2 separate regions of the Homo sapiens genome follow, and region 1 is linked to region 2. A link is a loop called in an ENCODE intact Hi-C map of the cell type or tissue named here. Cell type or tissue: sigmoid colon. All regions are shown on one strand.

What was found. A loop is a pair of places that touch in the nucleus more often than their neighbours do. Peaks named below come from ENCODE experiments on the same cell type or tissue, not always from the same donor. Only the 100,000 strongest peaks of a DNase experiment are listed, where the experiment ranks them.
Region 1: it touches region 2 in a loop (4-fold over the local background); 3 of 110 quality-filtered maps call a loop at or near these places.

Annotation. Positions count from the first base shown.
Region 1 is chr4:54,216,856-54,219,355 of GRCh38, reverse strand. No RefSeq gene overlaps it. Among named protein-coding and RNA genes, the nearest start is that of PDGFRA, 11 kb to the left of the region's middle. In sigmoid colon, CTCF peaks have their summits at 1,164 and 1,363 (motif pointing right); a DNase peak (open chromatin) is centred at 1,495; H3K4me3 peaks cover 580 bases; H3K27me3 peaks cover 924 bases.
Region 2 is chr4:53,376,427-53,378,926 of GRCh38, reverse strand. FIP1L1 (factor interacting with PAPOLA and CPSF1) reads right to left here and starts at 1,286. Exons shown (of 18, transcript NM_030917.4): 1 at 1,004-1,286. The coding sequence starts at 1,088. It overlaps LOC105377654 (a long non-coding RNA gene), which reads left to right and starts at 1,187. Exons shown (of 3, transcript XR_007058118.1): 1 at 1,187-1,268. RefSeq lists a silencer at 709-798 and enhancers at 471-1,019, 959-1,078, 1,129-1,218, 1,020-1,568. In sigmoid colon, no CTCF peak of the experiment used is centred here; a DNase peak (open chromatin) is centred at 1,286; H3K4me3 peaks cover 1,903 bases; H3K27ac peaks cover 1,034 bases.

The DNA.
Region 1 (2,500 bases), 840 kb before region 2:
AGCCTGACCAACATGGTGAAACTCCGTCTCTACTAAAAATACAAAAATTAGCCAGGTGTGGTGGTGACCTCCTGCAATCCCAGCTGTTTGGGAGCCTGAGGCAGGAGAATCGCTTGAGCCTGGGAAGTGGAGGTTGCAATGAGCCGAGATGGCACCACTGCACTTCAGCCTGGGTGACAGAGTGAGACCCTGTCTCAAAAAAAAAAAAAAAAAAAACAGCACCAGCTCTCCTCTGCTGTCTGTCTCCTCAGCATTTACCCCCCTAGATTGTATCAGTTGACAAATATTTATTCAGCACCTCTTATACCAGGCACTGCGCTAGACTCTGGCATGCTGTCATGGACAAACAACCAACCACGGAGCTCAGCTTTGGACAGAGGAGACAGACGGAAAACAAACCAGGCCCTCATTAAATGGCAGGCGTGACTAGTGCTCTGTGGTCACCCAGTGCTGTGGGAGGCCATCGTCACTGTGGGAAGCCCAAGCTGGTCTGCTGCCTCAGGAAATCTTCTCTGAGGAGGTGATATTTATTTATTTATAATTGAAACAGTGTCTCCCTATGTTGCCCAGGCTGGTTTCAAACTCCGAAAATCAAAGCCTAATTCTCCCATTACAGCCTTACCAGTGCTGGGATTACAGGCATGCGCCGCTGCACCCCACAGTAGGTGATATTTAAAGCTTCGTGCAATTCTGAAGAAAGATGCCATATTCAGCTATTATTTTTAAGTCATTCAGAAAATGTATGTTGCATAAGAAGTTTGTGTGTAGGGCAGGTACAAACATAGCAAAGTACACTCCTCTGCCTCTGGAAACGATAGTTTTTATGTCCCAAAGGAACTGTAATGATCTGATATTGAATCAAAAAATGACTGAACTCACTCAACTAAGAAATTGTCTTTGTTCAAAAGAGACAATTCAGTTCCCCAAGGATAGGCTATCATGAAATTTGAATGTAACTGAGACTCCAGACTGGTGACATCTCCAAATCTGATGCTTTTCTGTCATCCTGGTGGAGTTATCTTGGAGCGATAAGAGAACTGCGTGCTCTCATCCCGCTCCACGAGCTAATGTTTCACAGGCTGACAATGACAGGGTGATTGCCTTTGATTAAAGCATATTTTCAATTATCCCTTGGGTACTTACAGCCTGTTAGGTTTGCATTGTAAAATGAACCCAAGGTCCTCCAAGGATCCACAAGACGGTCCAAAGTCCTTATTGTGTGTGCATTTGGTTAATTATTGGATTGCTCAAAAACGTAGTCATGAATTGACTTCACTGCGCAGTAGATGTCTAAATGGTTAATGCGGATTCCTCCTCGGAGAAAAACCAGACCCGTCTTTAACCCGCCTGCAGTGATTTCTAAACCACTAGAGGGAGCAAGAGGCCACCTCAGAACTAAGTCCACCCTGGGCGAGTCCGCATTTGGTGACTGAAACCAAGCCAAGTGTTCCCAAATGTTCTGGAAAGGAACCAAGTCAGGGCGTCTCCCATCTCTAAGCCTCCCCAGGCACCCCTAAAATCTGGTGCAGTTCCAGGCCACTCCTTAACAAGCCTGAGGTTCCACTTGAAGGTCCGACGCTGTTTGGAGTCATCCTCAGGACACTGGGGCTCGTATGTCAGTGCTGGGGGAGGGGAGGAGGGAGTGATGCGATTCCAGCTGCAGCCGCGTCCATTCCACCGCGGGCCAGGCCCTATATAGGCGCACAAGTTATTTGAACAGGAAGAGGGACAAATATAAAGCCATGACCACACGGAATCGGGGCGCTTTACCCAAACTAAGAGATTTGGGGGGCGGGGCGGGGGGCTTCTTGGGCTGCTGTCTGAGCTGTCTTTAAGAGTAAGAAGAACCAGGCCAGGCGCGGTGGCTCACGCCTGTTATCCCAGTACTTTGCGAGGCCGAGGTGGGCGGATCACGAGGTCAGGAGTTCGAGACCATCCTGGCTAACATGGTGAAACCCCGTCTCTATTAAAAATACAAAAATTAGCTGGACATGCTAGCGCATGCCTGTAATACCAGCTACTTGGGAAGCTGAGGCAGGAGAATCGCTTGAACCAGGGAGTCAGAGGTTGCCGTGAGCAGAGATCGAGCCACAGCATTTCAGCCTGGTGACAGAGGGAGACTGTGTCTCATTAAAAAAAAAAAAAAAAAAAAAAAAGTAAGAAGAACGGGCCGGGCGCGGTGGCTCACATCTGTATTGCCAGCACTTTGGGAGGCCGAGGCAGGCGAATCACTTGAGGCAAGGAGTTCGAGACCAGCCTGGCCAACATGCAGAAACCCCGTCTCTACTAAATATATAAAAATTAGCCGGGTGTGGTGTCGCATGCCTGTAGTCCCAGCTACTTGGGAGGCTGAGGCACAAGAATCGCTTGAACCTGGGAGATGGAAGTTGCAGTGAGCCGAGATCGTTTCACTGCACTCCAGACTGGGCGACAGAGTGAGACTCCGTCTCAAAAAAAAAAAAAGAGAGAGAGAGAAGAACGACCAGTGGTGTGTTTCTTC
Region 2 (2,500 bases):
TACACATTCACATTTCAAAGAGTAGTAACTAATGCTAAATCTTGCCACCAAACGATTTTTTTTTACAAGTTTATCAAAGTCACATCATCAAGGACCTGCATGGTGCCCAAAGTGCACTTTTACTATTCTATTCTAAAGACAATCAAGAATATATGTTTTAGGCAAGGAACAAACATTAACTTTCAAATCTGGTGTTAACAAGCAAGAAGGGATTGTGACTTAAAGTTAAAAACCAGATGTCAAACAAGTACCCTTCTAGAGAGAAGTACATGATGCATTAAATTTATTTTGAGAAAAACAAATACATGAGATGACACTGAAAACTATAAGCCGAAGGGTCATGAGATACCTCCATGATGTAGGTTAAACGGTAGTCTCTTAAAAAAGAATAACTTCACCTTAATACAGGAGACATTCAGAGTTTTCTTTATGGGCCATCTTTCTCTCTCTCTCTCTTAATTAATTATTTTTAAAGCACGACTTTCAGACAAGGAGGTACCCTTGCAGGTGCATTCCATACAAACTGACCATCAAGAAACAAGACGTTAGTTGTACAGCATTAACTTTATTTAGCTATTATTACAGAATGACTGTTTCTGAAAGAAGGGACAGGAAGGGCACCCTAAGGCCACAGGGCAAAAACAGACACCAAAAACCACCACCTCAGAATCGACAGAAAAAAACAAGGGTAAAGAGCGCAGCAGCTAGGCGATCGAGACGCCTCGGGGAAAGCACAGCGAAGCCGGGGGCCAGGACCGGTCACAGCCCCCCAGCCCGGCCCGGCCGCCACAGGGGTGGATGCGCATGGTGGGCGTGGGCCAGGCGGGAGACCGCCGCGGGGACTGGGGGCACGCGCACGCCGCGCTCGGCCTAAGTCAGGCCGGACAGGACTCCCAACCAGAGGCCCGAAGCGGCGGCGCGAGAGGCCAGGGACGCCGGCCGTTTGAGGGCCAAGAGGGGAGGCCTGAGAGAACCCGAGAGACAGAGACAGGAAGTTTCGTACCGCCATAGAGCCACTCTTCCTCCTCATCCCCTCCGGTCCCGCCGCTCAGCTCCGACACTAGGCGCTCGACCTCGCCGGCCGACATGGCCGCCCCGAGCGCAACTTAAACGCGGCGATCAACAGCCCCCTCCAACCCCTTCCCCAGCCTCGCAGCCCCGAGGCGCGAGAAGGGCGCGAACCCGCCGACGAACGAACGAAGAAAGCTCGAGACTCCAATCCCAGGAAGGCGACGGCAGCGGCGGCAAAGATGAAGCCTCCAGCGCAGGTCCGTCTGCGCATGCGCAGGAGACCCAAGCGGCGCGGCGCGTATAGGTGGCTTCGCTTCCGCGGCGGCCACCTGGGCCTGGTTGCGCCTGCGCGCTGAGGTGGGCCCCGCCCCTCTAGGATCCCGGTTTGCTATTTTGCGTGGCTTCCTCCCGTGGCGTCCTGAGTCGGCCAGGGTTCCCCGCCCCCACCCTTCTTTTTAATAACCCGTATTGCCATTGCTGGCGAGTACACCATTGTTCCCTTCTACTCTTCGTGCTCTTTCTTCTCAACTTTTTATTTGTTTTTTAATCTTCAGAAAGGCCTTCTTTTATTCTTTAATCAGCCTTGATACAGAATCATTACCTGTCACTCCCTTTCCTCACTGAATAGAGAAGAAATCACAATCAGTACTATTTCTCAAAAAATTAATTTTCACAGCCAACAAAAGCAAAACTAATAGATGAAGAATGCACTCTCCTTGTTAAAAACCATAAATTACTGTCAAGGTCAAAGACCGCCTCATTCCCCTACCCTTCTCTCCGGAGGTAGCCCTTGCTACAGATGCATATCCTGTTTGGAGTTCATCATTCCGAAATTTCCTATACACTTACTTCATGTGTTGTGCTGTTTTGGTGGGAGAACCTGAGATTGACAAGTCTTAAATAGTACAGTACAGTATAGTATCATCCTTCGACTTCCTTTTTTTTCTTTTTTTTTAGCATCCGTGTCTTGGAGCTCTTTTTCATTTTAGTATGAATCAAACTATATCTATTTTAAGTGCTTCATAAAATTGCATAGTATGGCTATCACAGAGTGAATATGGCTATTTCTCCATTGATGTACACCCAGATTGCTTTTGACTTTACACTTTTAACTACAACAAAAAATGACAATGAAGATCCACACGGCTCCTTGCAGATTTGTCTGTTTCTCAAAGATAGATCATAAAGTATGTACAGTTTTTATTTTAATAGGTAAACCAAATGTTCAGGCCGCTTCTGAAAGCACATCTTCCAGTGAAAAGATGACATACCATGGTTCAAACTGGAGCTCTAGGTTTGTCTAGGTTTTTTGTTTGTTTGTTTATTTATTTGAGGCGGAGTCTCACTCTGTTGCCCAGCTGGAGTACAGTGGTGCGATCTCTGCTCACTGCAACCTCCACCTCCTGGGCTCAAGCGATTCTTCTGCCTCAGCCTCCCAAGTAGCTGGGATTACAGGCACGCACCACCATGCCCAGCCAATTTTTGTATT